2 separate regions of the Homo sapiens genome follow, and region 2 is linked to region 1. Evidence: read pairs that join two places in POLR2A ChIA-PET (ENCODE). Cell type or tissue: Caco-2. All regions are shown on one strand. Each heading gives the region's core, and the rest is flanking DNA. Links, peaks and the distances in the headings are about the cores only. Region 1 holds the start of TIMD4 (T cell immunoglobulin and mucin domain containing 4). Region 2 holds the start of HAVCR1 (hepatitis A virus cellular receptor 1).

The links. ChIA-PET counts read pairs that join two places held together with the same protein. Peaks named below come from ENCODE experiments on the same cell type or tissue, not always from the same donor. Only the 100,000 strongest peaks of a DNase experiment are listed, where the experiment ranks them.
Region 2: POLR2A ChIA-PET joins it to region 1 with 12 read pairs; 2 of 35 experiments call an interaction of 5 or more read pairs at or near these places.

The regions. Positions count from the first base shown.
Region 1 is chr5:156,961,907-156,973,824 of GRCh38, reverse strand. It overlaps TIMD4 (T cell immunoglobulin and mucin domain containing 4), which reads left to right and starts at 10,599. Exons shown (of 9, transcript NM_138379.3): 1 at 10,599-10,684. The coding sequence starts at 10,627. In Caco-2, for the core only: no CTCF peak of the experiment used is centred there; no DNase peak of the experiment used is centred there.
Region 2 is chr5:157,059,082-157,070,999 of GRCh38, reverse strand. It overlaps HAVCR1 (hepatitis A virus cellular receptor 1), which reads left to right and starts at 11,884. Exons shown (of 9, transcript NM_001173393.3): 1 at 11,884-11,918. In Caco-2, for the core only: no CTCF peak of the experiment used is centred there; DNase peaks (open chromatin) are centred at 5,529 and 7,049.

The sequences.
Region 1 (11,918 bases), core at 2,348-7,347:
ACCTAATTAAACTAAAGAGCTTTTGCATGGCAAAAAAGAGCAGTCAGCAGCATAAATAGACAACCCACAGAGTGGGAGAAAATCTTCACAATCTATACATCTGATAAAGGACTAAATCCAGAATCTACAATGAACTCAAATCAGAAAGAAAAAAAAAAAAATCCCATCAAAAGTGGGCTAAGGACATAAATAGACAATTCTCAAAAGAAGATATACAAATGGCCAAATAATTATATAAAAAATGCTCAGCATCACTAATGATCAGGGAAATGCAAATCAAAACCACAATGAGATACCACCTTACTCCCGTGAGAATGACCATAATTAAAAAATAGAAAAAAAACAAAACAGTAGATGTTGGCGTGAATGTGGTGAATGGGGAACACTTCTACATTGCTAGTGGGAATGTTAACTAGTACAGCCAGTATGGAAAACAGTGTGGAGATTCCTTAAAGAACTAACAGTAGATCTACCATTTGATCCAGCAATCCCACTACTGGGTAGGATTTTACCCAGAGGAAAAGAAGTCTTTACTTGAAAAGGACACTTGCACACACATGTTTATAGCAACACAATTCACAATTGCAAAATCTTGGAACCAACCCAAATGCCCATCAATCAATGAGCAGATAAAGAAACTGTGGTGTGGAATACTATGTAGCTATAAAAAGGAATGAGTTAACAGCATTTGCAGTGACCTGGATGAGAGTGGAGACTATTATTCTAAGTGAAGTAACTCAGGAATGGGAAACCGAACATCGTATGTTCTCACTGATATGTGGGAGCTAAGCTATGAGGATGCAAAGGCATAAGAATGGTAGAGTGGACTTTGGGGAGGACTTGTGGGGAAGAGTGGGAGGAGGGTAAGGGATAAAAGACTACAAATATGGTGCAGTGTGTACTGCTTGGGTGATGGGTGCACCAAAATCTCACAGATCACCACTAAAGAACTTACTCATGTAACCAAATACCACCTGTACCCCAATAACTTATGGAAAAATAAAAAATAAAAATAAATAAATAAACCAGTCATAGCCACCTCATGCAATAGATTTGGGGGTAAGCTGGTGGCTTAGTTCTGGATAAGTCAAGTCTGCTGAGAAGGGCTTCTCTTCCCAAATAAAAAGTCAAAGACTAACAATGTGAAAGCCTTTCTGTCTCCCCTTTGCCCTTCCCAAACATGAACTTGATGTCCAGAAGTACCTCAGCCCTCCTGTGACCAGGGTGTGACAAACCAGTATGGAGGAACAGAAAGAGAAGAGTCTGGCTCCTTGATGATATTTTTGATTCCTTGGGCTGTCTACATCCAGGCTTCTTTTTATGAGAGAAAAAACAAGCTCCTTATATGTTTAGGCTTCTGTGAATTGGACTTTCTGTTCCTTCCAGTTGACTGGATTCCTAAGTGACTTAAATGATTGTTTTGGCAACAGACTCATAAAAAATTTCTATTTGTACTAGATTTGTTAGTCATTGCCTACCAAACCCAGCCACTTCTGAGCAACCATACTCCATCCACAGCCCAATTGCTGAAACTGCAAATGGAATGGTAGCATTCTGCACGGTGGGATCTTTCTTCTCCAGGGTAAGGCTGATCTCAGGGTAGCCAGTCACAGAGGCAGCCAGTGGAAAACAATCTGAGGCTTACCTTGGAAAATGCGAACCAGAGGGGCTCAAGTTCTCCCTCAGGAATCTGGCATTTAGAATAGAAAGAATGAGTGAGTGAGCTCAGAGAGCTGGGTTGAGGGTTACTTAGAGGATTTGGGGCTAGGGTGTATAATAAGGACCATGAGAAAGCTGACCTTATGAGAAAGCTGGTCAGGGGAGAGGTTCAGAGAGGGACAGAAAGAGATACCCCAGAGAAGAGCAGAAGTAACACCTTGATGTTTCCTAATGAGGTGCTGATTCCAGATTGCCTGTGCCCTTGTCATGAGTAACCTCCTCCTCGGGGTGATTTGAGTGAATCTCTATTCTTGTCCTGATATCAGCTCGAATATACTAGGCAGTAAAAGCTATATTTCGAGTTAAGTTTTCAATGTCTTCCAATCCCTCTTTCCTTGTACGTATAGTGCCAAATATAATACCTCCTTTGAGGGTTTGTTGCTGGGATTACATGTGAACAAGACCTAGCAGAGTGTTTAGCACATAGCCACAGCTTAGTGAATGTTCATTCCTTTTCCATTTCCCTAGCGCCTAGGTTGTGAGTTTATTGAAGGCAAGAATGACTCATCTGATATGACAGTCTCAGGGCTTAGCACAGTGCCTACACATAACATGAACTCAATGGGTTGGCAAACATTTTCTGTTAGGACTAGATAGCAAATATTGTTGGGTTTGTGGACCATATGATATCTGTTGCAATTATTGAACTCTATTATTGTAGTGTGAAAGCAGCCATATGCTAAAAAATGGAAGTGACAGTGTTGCAATAAAAGTTTATTTACAAATATGGGCATTGGGCTATATTTGGTCCATGGGCCTTAATTTGCTGACCCTTGCTATAGATGATGAAGAAACGAATGAATAAAAATGAACGAATGGGATTTTATTTAATAATGCCATTTACCAGAAAGAAAGTATTGGTACTATAAAGGACTCTTTATCCAGAAAAACCTGGATTCTATTTTCATCCCATTACATAAGAGTCTTTTATCTTCTCTGGCGTCATGCCTTTATTGTAAAATGGGGTCTGATAATCCCTTCTTTGTTTAAAGGTTTGGAACTGTCAGGTCTGTAAAGGTAAAATCTATGCCTTATTTGTCTTTATTCTCAGGGCCTAACAGAATTCTCACATGTCTAAGCATAATAGGTTGACAGGCACTTGCTGAATGATTAAAAGGTTGAGGTGAATCAGATGTTTGATGAAGCAGGTGGTTGGACCAGATAATAGTATAAACTCTTGTATTACTTATTCATTTATTTATTTTTTGAGACAGGGTCTTGCTCTGTTGCCCAGGCTGGAGTGCAGTGGCATGATCTCGGCTCACTGCAACCTTTGCCTCCCGGGTTCAAGTAATTCTCATGCCTCAGCCTCCCAAGTAGCTTGGACTACAGGCACATGCCACCACACCTGGCTATTTGTTGTATTTTTTGTGGAGATGAGGTTTCACCATTTTGCCCAGGCTTGCCTCAAACTCATGAGCTCAAGCAATTCACCTGCCTCGGCCTCTCAAAGTGCTGGGATTACAGGTGTGAGCCAGGGTGCCCAGTCCTAAACTCTTAAAATAGGAAAAACTTTAAAATCATCCAGCCAAATTCTCGCTTTGCAGAGGGTTTTTTTGTTTTTGTTTTTTTCAGAATTAAGATTCCAAATGACTGCAAACCCAATGCAAATTGACTTAAGCCCAGAAGGAAATGTATTGCCTCATTGATGTGCCTTGTTTCAGGGATTCCACTCATGTCATAGACCTAGACTTGCTTTAGTTCCTCACTTGCCTTCTGCTTGATTGGTTCTCTTGTGAGGTAGGCTTTCCTCGTTGGTGGCAAGACTGCTGACATTAGCTTCCAGCTCACTTCCTCACAGCTCAGACCACAGGAAAATAGAGAGGGTCTCTATCTGTTAAAAGTCACAATAAACATCTCAAGATTGTGTATCCTTGACTTCATTTGAGTCAATTGCCTATCCTTGAGCCAATTGTGCCCATGAATGAAATCAACGCCACCTGAACTGCATTGACTGAGAATGAGGGAAGTCCGGTTCTCCAGAGGCAAACCTCCAAATGCAGAGAATGAAGGTGGCAAAAACATGAAATATCCAGCACTGCTTTGGACTCTGTCAATAATATGCTTTAATAAAAACTGAGCATCAAATATTAGGATGTTTGTGAATATTCTGAAACTTGATCATGGAATCTAACTTAGGAAGAGACAACCAAGTTTAGTCTCTTTTTCCGGTGTTTGACCCCTCCAGATACTAGATTACTTTTAACATTTACACTCTTAAAACAAAGGAATATGTGCATTTTAAAAAATGAATTTTATTTTAAAGCAGTTTCAGATTTGCAGAAAAATCAAAGATAATACAACAGAGTTCTTATGTACCATACACCTGTTTCCCCTATTATTAACATCTTATATTAGTGTGATATATTTATTAAAATTAATGAACCGGCCCGGCGCTGTGGCTCATGCCTGTAATCCTAGCACTTTGAGAGGCCAAGGTGGGTGGATTGCTTGAGGTCAGGAGTTCAAGACCAGCCTGGCCAATGTGGTGAAACCCTGTCTCTACTTAAAATACAAACAATTCGTCGGGTGTGGTGGCAGGTGCCTGTAATCCCAGCTACTTGGGAGGCTGAGGCAGAAGAATCGCTTGAACCCAGGAGGCAGAAGTTGCAGTGAGCCGAGATCATGCCACTGCACTCCAGCCTGGGCAACAGAGCAAGACTCTGTCTCAAAAAATAATAATAACAATCAAATCAAATCATATAAATGAATCAGGATTGGTACATTATTATTATCTAAAATCCATACTTTATTTATATTTTCTTACTTTTTAGCTAATGGCCTTTACCTGTGCCAAGATCCCACCTGGGATACTACATTAAGTTTATTATTTATTTATTTATTTAATTTATCTTTCAAAAATAGAGACAATGTCTCACTATGTTGGCCAGGCTGGTCTTGAACTCCTGAGCTCAAGTGATCCTCCCACCTCAGCCTCCCAAAGTGCTGGGATTACAGGTGTGAACCACCTCACTTTGCCTGTTTTCTTCATGTCAGTGTCATGGGTTTTGAGGAGGAAGTCCATAGAGATAAAGTGACCCTTATATTACATCATGTCAAGGGTACATATTATCAACTCAACTGATTGTTGATGTTGATCTTGATCAACAGGCGCCTGAGGTAGTATTTGTCAGTTTTCTCTACTGTAAAGCTACTCCTGCCCCGCCACTCCCCATTGTATTTTTTTGAAAGAAGTCAGTAGGTCAAACCCACACTGAAAGAGTGGGGAGTTAGGCTTTATCTCCTTGAGTGGGGAGTATCTACATAAATTATTTATAATGCTTCTGGGGAGAAGATTTGTCTATTCTCCCCTACTTATTTATGGAGTCATAATTTACTTCTGTCAGTATGGACTCAGATATTTATTTTATACTTTGGATTATAATCCAGTATTCTTCTATTTATTTTGTTGCTCAGGTTGTTCCAGCTTTGAGGTGGAGCCAAAGCTTTTTGGAAGCTCTTTTGATAATCTCCTTTGCTCTTTAAAATAATCTCATTATTGTGGGATTCTTTTTTAATTTTCCTTTTTTTTTTTTTTTTTTAAGCACTTTCTTGCTGTTACTTACTGACATTGCAGGATGTTCCAGGTTCAGTCCGTATGTTTTTCACCTCAGTACTAGAGTCAGCCATTTCTCCAAGAAGCCCTGGTTCTTTTTATGGGAGGATGGAATTAGAAATTAAGATGTGGGTGCTAGGTATGCTCAATATAGCCATTTTATTTTATTTTATTATTTACTTATTTATTTATTTTGAGATGATCTCCCTCTGTTGCCCAGGCTGGAGTGCAGTGGTGCGATCTCAGCTTACTGCAACCTCCGCCTCCCGGGTTCAAGAGATCCTCCAGCCTCAGTTTCCCGAGTGGCTGGGATTACAGGCTCACACCACCACACCCAGCTAATTTTTGTATTTTTAGTAGAGACAGGGTTTTGCCATGTTGGCCAGGCTGGTCTCAAACTCCTGGCCCCAAGTGATCTGCCTACCTCGGCCTCCCAAAGTACTGGGATTACAGGCATGAGCCACCATACCCGGCCTCAATATATGCATTTTTAATAGTCAAGTTGTAAAAGGTTTATAACTAAAAAAATAGTGAATTTCTTTCCCACTTTTTTGCATTAAACTCTTTTGAGCTTGTTCTTCTGGTTTTTACCTTCATATTACTCACAGCGTGTTTATGCTGGTATTGTCTGATTGACCAATTTGAGACACTATTTGTTGACTCCCTGTAAAGGTGAATAGACTTTGGCTTTCTTACACCCCCACCCCGCTTCCTCTCTACCAATTTTTCCAGTGTAGTCAAATCAAAATATGTGTTAAGTTGGGGCACAGTGGCTCATTTCTGTAATCCCAGCACTTTGGGAGGCTGAGGCAGGCAGACCACTTGAGGCCAGGAGTTCAAGACCAGCCTGGCCAACATGGTGAAATCCCATCTCTACTAAAAATACAAAAATTAGCCGGGCATTGTGGTGCATGACTGTAATCTCAGCTACTTGGGAGGCTGAGGCATGAATCACTTGCACCCTGGAGGCAGAGATTTATCCGAAGTATTCCATGCAGTGAGCCAAGATCGCACCACTGCACTCCAGCTTGGGTGACAGAGTGAGACCCTGTGTCAAAAAAATAAATAAATAAAAATAAAAATGGTGTATTAAGCCAGTAGCCAGATTTTACATTATTACCAGCATGTAACTATTAATATCTTTCACACTTAGCAAATGCACCATAATTACATTTCTTTTCTCGTACAAAATTTTATCTTTCCTGGTTGTAATAATTATCTCATTTTTTGTTTGTTTGTTTGTTTGTTTGTTATTTTGAGACGGAGTCTCGCTCTGTCACCCCAGCTGGAGTGCAGTGGCATGATCTTGACTCACTGCAACCACCACCTCCCTGGTTCAAGGGATTCTCCCACCTCAGCCTCCCAAGTAACTGGGATTACAGGCATGTGCCACTGCACTCAGCAACTTTTTGTATTTTTGGTAGAGATGGGGTTTCTCCATGTTGGCCAGGCTGGTCTGGAACTCCTGACCTCAAGTGATCCAACTGCCTCTGCCTCCCAAAGTGCTGGGATTACAGGCGTGAGCCACTGCACCCAGCCTTCATTGTGTTTTTTTCTTAATTTCCCAAGTATCCATCAAAAATTCATCCCATGGCTGTGGGCAGTGGCTCATGCCTATAATCCCAGCACTTTGGGAGGCTGAGATGGGAGGATCACTTGAGACCAGGAGTTTGAGACCAGCCTGGGCAACATGGCAAGACCCTGCCTCTACAAAAATTTAAACAAATTAGCTGGGTGTGGAGGCACACCTGTGGTTCCAGCTACTTGGGAGACTGGGGCAACAGGATTGCTTGAGCCTGGAGGTTGAGGCTTTACTAAGCCATGTTCATACCAGTGCACTCCGGTCTGGGCAACAGAGCAAGACCCTGTCTCAAAAAAAAAAAAAAAAAAATTCATCCCAAGTATTCCATCATATCTGCCAAACACCTATCAAAGTTATTTTCAAATTACCTAAGTACATGAGCTTATTCGTGACACTCACTACCACCACCCCAAGGCTTATTCCTCTGCTCTTCTGCCCCAGCCTGAGGTGGTTATTAAAGTAATTATTCTCCAAAGATGCTTCCCCTACCACTCCAATGAACCACACTTCCTCGCATTCACATCCTTGTATTGCTCCCTCCACTTGAATTCTCTGGGATGGCCTTATAATTTGCCTTTTGACCAATAAAATACTGTAAAAATGATACTGAATGTTACCTAAGGCTAGGTCATAAGAACCTTTGTGGATTATTCCTGAGCATGTTGGAATGCTAATTTTTGAGAAAGCCAGATCCTATGTAAAAAATCCAACTACTCTGAGACCACCATACTGTAAGGAAGCCCAAGCTTCCATGTAGAAAGGTCATGTGGAGAGAGACAGTTGTCAGTCCAGCCCCTATCTCTTCTAGTCATTCTATTAATTTGCTAGACATACAAGTCCAGCTAGAAGTGTCATTTTGGATGATCAGTCATGTGAGTGAGAAAGTTATCTTGGACAAATAGTCCAATCTAGTCTTGAGATAGCCACTGTCACTGGGTGAGAGCTACCCAGCTGAACACTGTCATCCCAGGGAATCATGAAAAGTACATTGACATTGTTCAGGCACTAGGTTTTGGGGTGGTTTGTGATGCAGTGAAACAGTTCCCCTCTAGGTCTGTTCTGCAGTTTTCTTTGTGAAATTTTTCTTCCCTGGAGTTAGATGTCATGTTTTCTGGACCCCATGACTTTCTGTTTCCTGGTTATTTCTCCCGTTTTGCTACAGATTTCTCTTCCATAACTTCTAGGAAAGGAAGTATAGTAAGTAAATTTTGAATCTATGTCCAAAAAGGCCTTTATTATGATCTTACATTTGAGAAATAGATTGTCTGCGAGTAGGATTCTAGGTTGAAATTAAATTTCTCCTCTGGATTTTTTTTTTTTTTTTTGGACACAGGTTCTCTGTCTGTTTTCCAGGCTGGAGTGCAGTGGCACAATCTCAGCTCACTACAACCTTCACCTCCCGGGCTCAAGCAATCCTCCCACCTCAGCCTCTGGAGTAGCTAGGACCACAGGTGCGCATCACCACACTCGGCCAATTTTTTGTATTTTTGGCAGATATAGATTTTCTTTTCCTCTTTTTTTTTTTTTTTTTGATGGAGTCTCCTTCTGTCACCCAGGCTGGAGTGCAGTAGCATGATCTCAGCTCACTGCAACATCTGCCTCCTGGGTTCAAGTGATTCTCCTGCCTCAGCCTCCCAAGTAGCTAGGATTACAGGCATGCACCACCACACCCAGCTAATTTTTGTATTTTTAGTAGCGACCAGTTTTGCCATGTTGCTGGGACTTGTCTTGAACTCCTGACCTCAAATGATCTGCCCGTCTTGGCCTCCCAAAGTGCTGGGATTACAGGCGTGAGCCGCCACGCCCGGCTGATACAGGTTTTTACCATGTTGCCCAGGCTATTCTGGAACTCCTGGACTCAAGTGATCCACCCACTTTGGCCTCTTAAAATGCTGGGATTACAGATGTGAGCCACCACACTCGGCCTTCCCTCTGAATTTTGAAGGCATTCGTGCATTATTTTCTAGCTTTGTTGTTTGGAACAACAATGCCATTCTATTTCCAAATCCATTCAGTGCAATATGTTGTTCTTTCTCTCTGGAGTCTTTTCGTATCTTTTCTTTATGTCTGATGTTCTCATATTACATGATAATGTCTTGCTTTTTGGGGATATTTTTATTCATTGAGTTTAGCATTTGATTGACCCGCTCAATACTGAGAGTCATCTCCTTTAGTTACGAGAGTCTTTCCTTTATTATTTCTTTAGTAATTTCCTCTCCTCTATTTTCTTTTTTAATGTTCTGAAACAATCCTAGTCCTTTGACTTTGTAGATGGTTATAATTTCTAACAAATTTTCTTAACTTTATTTTTCAAAACTTCCATAAAATTCGGGACATTTTTATAATGTCTATGTTCTTTTTCATGAATGTAAAATCTTTCTTTCTGAGAAAATATTAGCTTTTTAAAAAGTTTTTGAAGTTCTCTTTAGCTCTCCCTGTTATTTTTGTCTCTTTTTTATGTTAAATGCTTTCCTCAAATGTCTGATGATCCCTGGTTATCTGTTCATATCTGAAAGGGACACTAAAGACTCATTAACAGTTCTGCATGCATGGCTGAGGCTCATGCACTGATGAACTTATTGAAGGAGGGTTGAGTGGTTTTGTTGGGGAACACTCAAAACTATAAATATCTGAAAATGTTTTATTGGGACCACTTAGTTTATCCAGAGATTAAATCCTCCAGTTTCCTGGGATAGAATGGGGAAAGGATCCCTTGGTTCTGTGGGCATTCAGTGGGAAGATTCACTCTGAATCCCGTTATTTTCATCCCTGCTCATGTTAGTCTGGCTTCTCTGGGTCTAGAACCTCACCTGATATTTAGATTTTTCACTGATACCTTCAGTAGAAGCAATGTTGAATGTTTGAGGTTTGCTGGCTGTTTACAATCAATTAAGGATTTTTAAAAATCTAGAACATTTGTGAATTCTTATATTTTCTTCCTGGTACTAAGTAGGAGCTAGCCACAGGTAGGCCTCATCATATGGATACATTACCCAAACGGTCACAGGTCAAAGGACAATGTAGTGATTAACCATAAGCTTTGGAATCAGGAAGTTCTGGGCTTCAGTGTCTTCCTAAAACTTAAAAAAAAATTTAATTTTTTTATTAAACTTTTTTTTAAATAAAAAATTGAGATGGGGTTTCGCCATGTTGATCAGGCTGGTCTCAAACTCCTGGCCTCAAGCGATCCTCCCATCTCGGCCTCCCTAAGTGCTAGGATTACAGGTGTGAGCCACTGTGCCTGTCCTCACTTTTCTTTCTCCATTATTAGGGCAAGGAGGCCAGGGGACAGGGTGAGGGAGAACCTAGAATGGGAATGGAGGCAACTTTCAGTCTAACTATGCTTTGGCCCCATGAGGAATCTACATGTAAACACTTGCCAGTATGGAGAGTCAATTGCACTTTGTGACAGGCTGTACAGCAGTTGGGACAACTGTGGCACATGCACAGGTTATACAGGCATATTTGCACCAGCACATGCATGGATGCTTGTGCACATATAGGAAACCCACTATACACATGGACAAAGAAGCACAAGTATGTCCACGCCATCCCTCCACACACACACTAGTCACCAGGAGAAAAGGGCTCAGCACATTTCATCATGCATCGCCCATTGGGGGAAGCCATGTAGGACAGGAGAAAGGGAAGATTATGAGGCAAAAAGAGAAATGAAACTAAAGAGTCCCACCCTGTCAGCATTAACTGGGATATAAGAGGTTGGGCTTTGGATAGATAGACAGACTCCTGGGTCCGGTCAACCGTCAAAATGTCCAAAGAACCTCTCATTCTCTGGCTGATGATTGAGTTTTGGTGGCTTTACCTGAGTAAGTGTTCTGAAACCTTCTATGTAGAAGTTTCCAGAGGACTTGCTATTGTGTGATGGATTTCCATGCACTGGTTTGGGCCTCAGTGAAGCAGAAGCTCACTTCATTTCTGCATCCCTCCCCTCTCCCTACCAGGCTTCCTTCTGTGGAGGGTCTCTGTCCTGCCTTGTTACACAGAGGTTTATCCAGAGACTGGTCTGGGGGTTTTAGGCTGGGGTAATTTGGGCTTATATTGGAAACAGCAACTGAAGAAGAGACACAGAAATAAGTGGTCAGATAAATTGGGGAAAAGAGATTTCCTCTATGGGTGTTATTCATATAATCAATAAGCCAGGAGAATTTGTTCTGGTGAGAATTGTGATAATTCTTATCATTCCCTCTGTTTTTAGAAGTGTTTGCTTTTTGTTTTGTTTTGCTGGGGTGAGGCTTTATGTAAGGTTTCTTTTCTGCACGTTGTTTTTGGGTTTTGGATGATGCAAGTGTACACACTCAGTTTTGGCCAGTGAAGTTCTTTGCATCCTGGTGGTATAGAGCCAAGTGTTCTGGCCTGAGCTGCAGCTGCGTCTCGGGCACTAACTGTTGACACTGGGAATATGTCTAAATTGCTCTGGCTCTCCCATATTTGAAATGAGAGACCTGGCTTTTTAAATGACCAGTTGTCACAATCTGTGCTTCTAGGACAAGATAATATTGAATGGCCCTTGCAGTTTTACAAAAGTCCATTTTTTTTTTAAATGGATACAAAATAACTATACATATTTATGGGCTACATATGTGTTATTTTGATATATACATACAATGTACAATGATCGAATCAGGGTAGTTGGGATATTCATTTCTTGAAACATTTAAATTTCTTTGTGCTGAGAACATTTCAAATGTTCTCTTCTAGTTATTTTGAAATACACAAGAAATTATTAATAACAATAGGCACCCCACTATGCTATCAAACACTAGGACTTATTCCTTCTATTTAATTGTATTTTTTCCCTTTTTCCTCATGTTCTAACTAACTGTATTTTTGTACCCATTAACCTGCCTTTCTTCATACCCCTTTTCCCCTATCCTTTGTAGACTCCAGTGACTATCATTCTATTCTCCACTTTCATGAGATCAACTTTTTTAGCTCTCATGTATGAGTGGGAACATGCAATATTTGTCTTTCTGTGCCTAGCTTAACTTAACACAATATTAATAAACTCTGTTTCCATCCATGTTGTTGCAAATGACTGAG
Region 2 (11,918 bases), core at 4,126-9,125, 95 kb before region 1:
AAATACTAAATACTAAGTTCACCATGTCGGCTAGGCTGGACTAGAACTCTTGGCTTCAAGTGATCCTCCCACCTCAGCCTCTAAAGTTCTGGGATTATAGGTGTGAACCACCACACCCAGCCATCCCAGCCATATTTCTTGAAAATATTTCCATGTCATAGTTCCCAATAAAAAGTTGGCATTTTATCAACATATATCATTATTAAGCAGAGTCAACATTTTTTAAAGCCACAATGCCCACCACTAGCACAACGTTTTGATAAAGGTTTTGATAGAACTCAGCATACGTTTTACATAGTCGTTACTTACTGTCATGAGCAGTTCAATTTGGTGTCCAGGTCCTGTGGTGGTCTTGGTTTGGGAGTGTACAGAGTTCTTTAAAAACTTCTCTAATCCCATCTGGTAAAAGCCCCATGCCACACCTACGGTGAACTCATTTTCGACAAAGGTGCCAAGAACGTACACCTTGTTCTTGGGGGTGAGAATGCTTAATGGGTTAAAAAAAAAAATAGAAAGAATGAATAAGAAGGCTGGGCATGGTGGCTCACACACATAATCCCAGAACTTTAGCAGGCCAAGGCGGGACGAGTGCTTGAGCTACTCAGGAGGCTGAGGCAGAAGGATCGCTTGAGCCCAGGAAGTCAAGGCTGCAGTGAACCATGAATGTGCTACTGCACTCCAGCCTGGGCAACAGAACAAGACCGTGTCTAAGAAAAAAAAGAAAGAAAGAAAGAAAGAAAAATCTAAGTGTTCCATTCTTAGCATGGGGTGCTCAATAAATATTTATTGAAGTAATGTTTGTTGCGTAACAAGAACAGTGGAATAGGAAAAGTTAACCTGGCTTTTATTTCTGCCTCTGCCCCCAGTGGCTTCTGTGGGTCCCACACTCTATTCCACTGTTTGGACCTTGGTTTATTCACTATAAATTGAGAAACTTGGCCCCAGGTAGTTTAAAGTCCTTTCCTGCACCAGCGTTCACAAAGTCTGTATAGTTTTTCAAGCCTGGAGTCTGACCTAACATCCAGATCTTGGCTGAATCTTTAAAAATAGCCCAGCAGAGCGTGGTGGCTCCCGCCTGTAATCACGGCACTTTAGGAGGTCAGGGAGGGGTGGATCACTGGAGGTCAGGAGTTAGAGACCAGCCTGGCCAACATGGTGAAACCCCGACTCTACTAAAAATACAAAAATTAGCCAGGCATGGTAGCGAGTGCTTTAGTTCCAGCTACTCAGGAGGCTGAGGCAGGAGAATCGCTTAAACGCGGGAGGTGGAGGTTGCAGTGAGCCGAGATTGGGCCACTGCACTCCAACCTGGGCGACGGACGGAGCAAGACTCCATCTCAAAACAAAAACAAAAACAAAAACAAAACAAAACAAATGCCCAGTAGAGAACAAGTACTGTAACAATCTCCCTGTAATCTGTTTAAATTTGTAAGTGGATCAAATCCAGTAAAAAGATCAGCCAACTGGAGAAATGTAATGTTCAAACGTGCTTCCCCGTATTCTTATGTAAAGGTGTGGCAAAGAGATAAAGAATGGAATTCTGGGAGAAAGTAGTCTTAATCTATAAAGATCTTTGGAGGAGGGCTACAAACAGACCAGGAGGAGGGAGGAGAAGCTGGAAAACCGCCTTCTAACTAACCGGTAAGTGCGGTCCTCTGGAAACTTATGACAAAGAGAAAATCAGGATATAGTTGCTTGGACTTTCGTAGTTTTATATGAGATATAAGGACAATAATGATTGAGCCAAGAAATTTAGGGGAAATTTACATAAAACAGAGTTTTTTGGATTTCCTGAGAAATTGGCTTTTATTTCAATGGAATCATGGACTGCCATAGTGGCCTTATTTAAACTTTGCCTGGGCAAGTTTAGTGTGAGAAATAGGAGGAAAAACTAAAACTGCAGAAAATTGTGTGGTACATTTGTGTTAAGCCGTATTTATTCAGGCTGGCTTGAAACTGTGACTTTAGGCGCAATACATACTTTTGGTGAGCTTCTCCTTATCTGTAAGATGGGTATTGTGTAATAATATGGAAATGTGTTGAGGGCATAGCTCTGTTAGTAGTTTTATAATTTTTAAAGTAAAAATATTAGGGGGCGTGGTGGCTCATGCCTATAATCCCAGTGCTCTGGGAGTCTGAAGCAGGGGGATTGCTTGAGCCCAGGAATCTGAGACCAGCCTAGGCGACATAGTGAGATCCGCCTGAAAAATAATAGAAAAATTTGCTGAGTGTGGTGGCACATGCTTGCAGTCTCAGTTACTGGGGAGGCTGAGGCAGGAGGATGGATTGAGCCTGGGAGGTGGAGGATGAAGTGAGCCAGAAAACTCTGTCTCAAAAAAAAAAATGTAAAAAAAAAGCCCATATAAAGATAATGTGCAGTAAAGCAGAAGCCTAGTACTGGCTGCTGACTTTTATGACAGAGTCTTGCTTTGTTACACAGGCTGGAGTGCAGTGGCTCAATCATAGCTCACTGTAACCTTGAACTCCTGGGCCCAAGCGATCCTCCCACCCCAGCCTCCTGAGTAGCTGGGACTACAGGAGTGCATCACCATGCCCGGCTAATTAAAAAAATTTTTTTTGTAGAGATACGGTTTCGCTATGTTGCCCAGGCTGGTCTCAAACTTCTGGGCTCAAGCAATCCACTTGCATCGGCCTCCCAAAGGGCTGGGCCTACAGGTGTAAGCCACAGCACCCAGCCTTGCTGCTGACTTTTTGTTTTGCTTTTTGAGACAGAATCTTGCTCTGTCACCCAGGCTGGGGTGCAGTGGCTCCATCTCAGCTCACTGCAACCTCCACCTCCCAAGTTCAAGCAATTCTCCTGCCTCAGCCTCCTGAGTAGTTGGGACTAGAAGCACCCGCAACCATGCCTGGCTAATTTTTTTGTATTTTTAGTACAGTTGGGGTTTCACCATGTTGGCCAGGCTGGTCTGGAACTCCTGACCTCAAGTGATCTGTCTACCTCGGCCTCCCAAAGTGCTGGGATTATACATCCGGCTGTTTTGTTTTGAGAACGGGTCTTGCTCACCGGGAGTGGTGGCTCACGCCTGTAATCCCAGCACTTTGGGAGGCCGAGGCAGGCAGATCACCTGAGGTTGGGAGATGGAGACCATCCTTGCTAACATGGTGAAACCCTGTCTCTACTAAAAATACAAAAAATTAGCTGGGTGTGGTGGCACATGCCTGTAATTCCAGCTGACACAGGAGAATCGCTTTAACCCGGGAGGCGGAGGTTGCAGTGGGCCGAGATCGAGCCATTGCACTCCAGCCTGGGCAACAAAAGTGAAACTTTGTCTCAAAAAATAAAAATAAAAATAAAGAAAAAGAGAGAGAGAGAGAAAGGGTCTGGTTCTGCTGCCCAGGCTGGAATGCAGGGGTGCAATCACAGCTCCTTGCAGCCTTGACCCCTGCTCAATTGATCCTTCAATCTCAGCCTTCCAGGTAGTTGGGACCACACACTTGTGCAACCATGCACAGCTAATTTTTTTATTTTTATTTTTTGTAGAGATGGGGACTCACTCTGTTGCTCAGGCTGGGCTGCTGATTTTTGAAGGTTTGTAGTAGTCTCATGTGTTAGAAATTATTGAGCTTGCAAAGATTAGTGAGTATAAGCAATTTGGTTTGTTTGGAACTTTGTGAAGCTTAGAGTGATAGGGTGTGACCAGCCTGGGAAGGTGGGCAGCTTTTAGAGTTTGGACTTTGCCTTAAAGGCACTGGCAAGCCATTAAATGCCTTTGAAGTGGAAATGATTTTAGAGAAATACATGGGAAGATTAAGAAGTTATCTGCTGATGTGAGTCCTCTTCCTCCCCCATAGCCTGCACCTGCAGGTAGCTGCAGAGCATCAACCACATGACCTCCTACTTCCAGTGATACCTGAGTGCTGCCAGATGGTGGAACATTTGTCCTTACTTCATTTGCTCTCCTAAAGCTCTCTTCAAATTCCCCAAACCTCTTCCCCATCCTTACTGCTAACCACAATCTCCGCCTCCCGGGTTCAAGTGATTCTCATGCCTCAGCCTCCTGAGTAGCTGGGATTACAAGCATGTACCACCACGCCCGGCTAATTTTGTATTTTTAGTAGAGACAGGGTTTCTCTGTGTTGGTCAGGCTGGTCTCGAACTCCCGACCTCCAGTGATCCGCCTGCCTCAGCCTCCCAAAGTGCTGGGATTACAGGCATGAGCCACCGTGCCCGGCCCTTACTGCTAACTTTTAACTGTTTCCTTTTTCACTGAGGAAGCAATCAACCTGGAGTTTCCCCAGACATATGTGCCCACTTAGCGTGTGCACCAACAGGCTATCCCTGGTTGTGAATTAGAACCTTCTACTTGGACAAAGGATCACACTCCTCTGTTTACTTGTTGCCCCAGCAAATTTTCCCTTTCTTCCCCTTGATTGTCTCCAGATCATACAAACATGCTGTTATTTTTATCACTTAAAAAAAAAACACCCAGGATTTTCTCCTTCCATTTTTGCAAAACTTTTATTTTTTTTTTGGAAGATGGGGACTCACTCTGTCACTCAGGCTGGAATGCAGTAGTACTACCATATCTCACTGCAGCCTCAAACTCCTGGGCTCAAGTGATCCCTCCCGCTTAGCCTCCCAAATGGCTGGTACTATAGGCACTCAAGTCCAACTGCTTTTCTCCATGCAAACTCCTTGAAAGTGTTTCCTGTATTCAATTATCTCCTGATTTTCCTTCTTGTAAACTTTTTACTGCAGTATAAAGTACTGGGGCTCACTGATAATCTCCAGCTTGCTCAGTCTATGACAAATCTTATTCCTTTCCTTTGCAGCATTTGACTCATGATTGCTGCCTGTTCTTTGATGCGTTTGCTTCACTTGGCTTCTAGGACCTTTTTGCTTTTTCTCTTACCTCCTTGGGCTGCTTCCATTTCTGTATTGGTGCCTCTTCCACCTCAGCATTTTTTTTTTTTTTTTTTTTTAAGACGGAGTCTCGCTCTCTCGCCCAGGCTGGAGTGCAGTGGTGCGATCTCGGCTCACTGCAAGCTCCGCCTCCCAGGTTCACGCCATTCTCCTGCCTCAGCCTCCTGAGTAGCTGGGACTATAGGCGCCCGCCACCACGCCCGGCTAATTTCCACCTCAGCTTTAACAAATTTTTTTAAAATTAATTAATTTTTTTTTTTGAGACGGAGTCTTGCTCTGTCACTCAAGCTGGAGTGCAGTGGCATGATCTCGGCTCACTGCGACCTCTGCCTCCCAGGTTCAAGCAATTCTCCTGCCTCAGCCTCCTGAGTAGCTGGGATTACAGGCATGCGCCATCACACCCGGCCAATTTTTGTGTTTTTAGTAGAGACGGGGTTTCACCATGTTGGCCAGGCTGGCCTGGAACTCCTGACCTCAAGTGATCAGCCTGCCTTGGTCTCCTAAAGTGCTAAGACTGCAGGTGTGAGTCGCCACACCCGGCCTTAAAATTTATTCTTATGTAGAGATGGTGTTTCACCATGTTGGCCAGGCTGACCTGGAACTCCTGACCTTAAGTTATCAGCCTGCCCCGGTCTCCCAAAGTGTTGGGATTACCTGCATGAGTCAACATGCTTGTCCCCATTTTAATCTTTTGATGCTGGAAGGCCCCAGGACCTAGTCCTTAGCATCAGGCATTCCTTTGAATCTCATCCTTTGAATTCCTACCTCATTCAGGCTCCTGGCTTTAAAATACCATTTTTTTTTTTTTGAGGCGGAGTCTCGCTCTGTCGCGCAGTGGCGCGATCTCAGCTCACTGCAAGCTCCGCCTCCCAGGTTCACACCATTCTCCTGCCTCAGCCTCCCGAGTAGCTGGGACTACAGGCACCTGCCACCACGCCTGGCTAATTTTTTGTATTTTCAGTAGAGACGGGGTTTCATCGTGTTACCCAGCACAGTCTCGATCTCGTGATCCGCCCACCTCGGCCTCCCAAAGTGCTGGGATTACAGGCGTGAGCCACCGCACCCAGCCAATACCATTTCTAAGCCAGTAACTTGTAACTGTATCTTTAGCTCAGACCTCCCTCCTGAACTCCAGCAGTCTCCACACAGGTCTAAGACATGTCAAACTCAACATACTTAAAACCCTGAATATTTCCTCTAAAACCTGTGGTCATGCAGGTTTTTGTTTTTTGTTTTTTGTTTTTTTTGAGATGGAGTCTTGCTCTGTTGCCCAGACTAGAGTGCAGTGTCACGATCTTGGCTCACTCCAACCTCTGCCTCCTGGGTTCAAGCAATTCTCCTGGCTCAGCCTCCTGAGTAGCTCAGATTACAGGCACCCACGACCATGCCTGGCTAAATTTTTGTATTTTTAGTAGAGACAGGGTTTTGCCATGTTGGCCAGGTTGGTCTTGAACTCCTGACCTCAGGTGATCCACCTGCCTTGGCCTCCCAAGGTGTTAGGATTACAGGTGTGAGCCACTGAGCCCAGCCTTTGCAGCTCTCCTTGTCTTAATTGGCTGGAACCTCCAGCTCTTCCCGTGGCTCAGGCCGAAATCCTTGGAGTCATCTTAGGCCCTTTCTCCTCATATCCTACAGGAAATCCTGTTTGCTCCACCTTCTCCACCTCCTTGGCTCAAGCCATTCTCCTGCCTCAGCCTCTTTAGTAGCTGGGACTACAAGTTGCATGCCAGCATGCCTGGCTAATTTTTCTTTTTCTTTCTTTTTTTTTTTTTTTTGTAGAGACAGGGTCTCACTATGTTGCCCTGAGCTCCTGGGCTCAAGCAGTCCTCCCGCCTTGGCCTCCCAAAGTCCAGGGATTACAGCTGTGAGCCATCACATCTGGCTACTCTAGGTTGAGTGAGGAAAGTTCATTGACCACTTCCACTGCTAACCCATCTCTTCTGGAATCTTTCCATAGTCTCCTGACAGGTCTTCCTGCTTCTCAATCTAGCAACCACAGTGGTCCTTCTCAAAGGAAGTTAGATACTGTCACCCTATGCCCTTGCAGTGGTGCTTCTTTTCATGTGGGGTGAAAGCCTATGTCCTCAGAATATGGCTCCTAAGCCCCATGTGTCTGTCCTCTGCCCTCACTCCTCTGTGATCCCTGTCCCTCGCTCTGTTGCAGTCACGCTGGCCTCTCTTGCCCTGTAAACACACCAGGCACCCTCCTGCCTTAGGGCCTTTGCCCTTCTTGTCTGTCTCCATGGAAAGCGTTTGCTGTCTTGGCTAACTTCCTTGTCCTTTGTCTTAGTTCAAATAATCACCTTCTTGGTGAAAGTAATAGAGACTATTCAAACCTGACCACCTTGTTTAAAATTGCAACTCAGTGCCTCCTCAACCCTCCACTCCCAACCACCTTCACCCTGCTCTTGTGTATCCTTTTGCCTTTTTTGCATTAGCATTCCTCAACTTGTAATATGCTGATAAATTACATTTTAGTGATGTTTTAAAAATCTGTATATTTATTTTTCAGTTAAAAGTTAGTTACATGAGGCCAGGAGTGGTGCTCACGCCTATAATCCCAGCACTTTGGGAGGCCAAGGCGGGCAGATCACTTGAGGTCAGGAGTTCGTGACCAGCCTAACCAACATGGTGAAACCCCGTCTCTGCTAAAATTACAAAAATTAGCCGGTGTGGTGATGCATGCCTGTAATCCCAGCTTCTTGGGAGGCTGAGGTAGGAGAATCGCTTGAACCCAGGAGGCAGAGTTTGCAGTGAGCTGAGATCGTGCCATTGCCCTCCAGCCTGGGCAAAAAAAGCGAAGCTCCATCTCAAAAAAAAAAAAAAAAATGTAAGTTACATGAGGCCAGGGGTCTTTGGTTCATTGGTACATTCCAGATGAATAGGATCATTTCTAACATATCGCAGATCATCAACAAATAATTGTTAAATGAGTACACTTTTGGTATTTTTATATATTTTCTTTCTTTCTTTCTTTCTTTCTTTTTTTTTTTGAGACAGAATCTCGCTCTGTCACCCAGGCTGGAGTGCAGTGGTGTGTGATCTCAGCTCACTGCAACCTCCACCTCCCAGGTTCAAGCGATTCTCTTGCCTCAGCCTCCCTAGTATCTGAGACTACAGGCACGCGCCACCACGCCTGGCTAATTTTTGTAGTTTTAGTAGAGACAGGGGTTTGCCATATTGGCCAGGCTGGTCTTGAACTCCTAACCTCAAGTGATCCTCCTGCCTTGGCCTCCCAAAGTGCTGGGATTACAGGTGTGAGCCACCATACTTGGGCTTTTATGTATTTTCTATGGTAAACATAGGTGGTACCCTGTAATTTTTATATCTTTGTAAAAGATATAAAAAAAAGAAGCATTATATTACTTGTTATGAAATCAGAGGAGTAAGTGAAGGAAAATAACTAGCTTAGGGCAGTGGGCAGGGCAGGAAGAGAACTGAAAGGTAGGAAGACAGTTTTGGAGGGAATTGCAGAAGTCTGGATTATAGAGGCCTAATATAAAGTGATGGGGATGAGGGAGAGACTGACAGGTACAATGATGTGGAGTTGGTGAGTCCCTAGTTGTGGAGGGGGCCTAAGAAGATCTTGCTGTGGTGAAAGCATGGGGAATATGAACAGCTGAACTGTTTTGCAGGAGGCTGGAGCTGGAGGTACGATGTGCGCTGAGATAGCAGGGAAGTAAGTGGTGATTGCAAGAAAGAACAGTGAATTATTTTCTTTTCTGAATTCTTTCTTTTTTTTGAGACAGGGTGTCAATCTGTTGTCCAGGCTGGAGTGCAGTGGCACGATCTCAGCTCACTGCAACCTCCACCTCCCGGGTTCGAGCAATTCTCCTGCCTCAGCCTCCCAAGTAGCTGGGATTACAGGCACCCACCACCGTGCCCGGCCCATGTTCTGAATCATTTCAATTCACTGCCGTTAATCTTGGTTTATACAGATGCAGCTCCCTAGTGAGCAGCTGGAAATTCAGCTTTGGTGCCCAAGTATTGTCACTTCCAGCTTTACCCTACAACTGGGATGCATCCTTCAGGGGGGTCATGAAGTTTGCCCTAAAGAGTAGTGATCCCTGGAGGTTGTATAGCTCATTAAAAAAATCCACTGTGCTATATTGTTTGGGAGTCTTTAGAACACAGGCGTCTCTCATGGGAGATGGTCCTGTGTCAGAAAATTCAACCCTATGGAATTGTACAGTTATGTAACATCTCAGAGCCTTGGCTCCACATCCCTGTCCTGGCTCTCTCTGGCTCATCATTTCCTCCAGTTGAAACACCCTCCACCCATTCTTCTCACATGTCACTTTTTAAGAAATTCTTCCCACCCCCCACATTCCGTCATCAAAATGAATGGTCTTTCCCTATGGGTTTGTGTTTCCATTTGTTTATCTATTCAATTAATAACTTTTTTTTTTTTGAGAAGTCTCACTCTGTGGCCCAGGCCAGAGTGCAGTGGCATGATCTCCGCTCAGGGTAAATTCTGCCTCCCGGGTTCAGGCGATTCTCTTGCCTCAGCCTCCTGAGTAGCTGGGATTACAGGCACCCGCCACCACGCCTGGCTAATTTTTGCATTTTTGGTAGAGTTGGGTTTCACCATGTTGGCCAGGCTGGTTTGGAACCCCTGACCTCAAGTGATCCTCCCACCTCGGCCTCCTTTGGATTACAGGTGTGAGCAACCATGCCTGGCTTCAACACTTAAATTGCCTTAAAGGAGTTTATGGTCTGGAGTTGGGTGCCACACAACACAGTCACTATGTGTGACAATTTAAATTTTATTTTTTTGTTTTTAATTAATTTATTTTTTTGAAAGCTCTGTCATCTAAGGCTTGAGTGCAGTGGTGCCATCTCAACTCCCCGAAGACTGTCTCCTGGGCTCAAGCAATCTGAAATTTTAATTAAAATGAAATTAAATAAAAATTTTTAGGCCAGGCATGGCGGCTCACACCTGTAATTCCAGCACTTTTGGAAGTTGAGATGAGCGTATCACTTGAGGCCAGGAGTTCCAGCCCAGCCTGGCCAACATGGTGAAACTCCACCTCTGCTAAAAATACAAAAATTAGCCAGGCATGGTGGCGCGTGTCTGTAGTCCCAGCTACTCAGGAGACTGTGGCAAGAGAATCACTTAAACCCAGGAGATGGAGGTTGCACTGAGCTGAGATTGTGACACTGCACTCCAGCCTGGGTGACAGAGTCAGGCTCTGTCTTGGAAAAAAAAAAAATTAAAAATGCCTTGGTTGCCTTAGCCACATTTCAAGTGCTCAATAGTCATATGTGGCTAGTGGCTGCTGTAGTGCACGACACTCACACAGAATAACTCTGTAACCAATATTCTACTGGAGACAGAATCGATCCTATGGAATTCAAATTCAAATCCTATGGAATTGTACAGTTATGTAACATCTCAGAGCACTGGCTCCACATCCCTGTCTTGGCTCTCTGTGGCTCATCAGTTCCAGAATAACTCCGTTACCAGAATAACTCCATTACTAAAATTCTACCGGGCAGCACTCTATAGGAGGGAATAGAGACAGACACCACATATATTGCACACACAGATAAAATGGATTAAGGAAAACAAGATAATAATAGTGAGAGGGACTGGTTGGCTACTTTAGATTGAAGGACCTGTGAAAAATGTCCAGGGAGGTCATATTTAAGCCGGGATAAAAATGAAAAGGAAAAAAGTGAAAATGGTGGGGCTGGGGAGCTAGATGGAGAACACAGCCACGGAAAAGGCCTTAGGGTTGAGGCAAGTTGGAAAGAAAGCTCTAGTAGCTGGGGCTGAGTCAGCAGGGGAGAGAGTGGTAGAAGAAATCTATGGGGTAGGTCAGGGCCAGACCACCAGGGCTTCAGTAATTTGAGTAAAGATTTAGGAATTATTATTATTATTATTATTATTATTTTTCTGAGAGAGTTATGAGAGGGTTATAAGTGGGGGAATGATGTAGTCTGATTATATATTTACCTTTACCTCACTTATCCTGATTTCATTAGTTGCTTACTTACCCATGTCCCTGCCCGATTGCACAAGTCTGGATTTTTGACGTCCCTAGTATATTGAGTCATGTCCCATCAGCTCAATATGTTAGTAATAACTGGTTGAATTGAATTAGCTTTTTTTTTTCAATCTTTTTTTCCTTAAGAAACAGGGTCTTGCTCTGTCACCCCGGCTGGTGTGCAGTGGCACAATCATAGCCTCCAACTGCTGGGCTCAAGCAACCCTCCTGCCTCAGCCTCCTGAGTAGCTGGGACTACGGTCAGGTACACAAGGCCTGACTATATTTTTTGTTCGTTTTTTTTGCAGAGAGGGAGTCTTGCTATGTTGCCCAGGTTGGTCTCAAACTCCTTACCTCAGGTGATCCACTTGCCTTGGCCTCCCAAAGTGTTGGGATTACAGGCGTGAGCCACTGTGCCTGGCAAGAAATGAATTTTTATTTTTATTTTTGAGATGGAGTTTTGTTCTTGTTGTCCAGGCTAGAGTGCAATGGCTTGATCTCGGCTCACTGCAACCTCCACCTTCCAGGTTCAAGCAATTCTTCTACCTCAGCCTCCTAAGTAGCTGGGATTACAGGCGCCCGCCACCACCCCCAGCTAATTTTTGTATTTTTAGTAGAGTCGGGGTTTCACCGTGTTAGCCAGGCTGGTCTTGAACTCCCGACCTCAGGTGACTGGCCTACTCGGCCTCCCAAAGTGCTGGGGTTACAGGCACGAGCCACCATGCCCGGTCAAGAAATGAATTTTTAAACGCTGCCATACAAAACACTATGCTGAGATCATCCACTTCCCCATGAACCCTGTCATGAGCTGCAAGATACAGACCACCACTGCCTCCTTGGAAGTTACTGAATTCTTAGACCAGAAGAGGAGTTAATGAAGTACTAGGCAAGCTTACTCATGTTTGTATGGTTTAATGATTAACAGCAGAAGTCAACAGCCCGATTTAACGCATGTGGGTGCTTGACACAGAGCCTGCTATATAGTATTCTCCAAAAACCTCAGCTAGTGCTATTACTGCATATGATGTAGGTTTAGTTTTCCA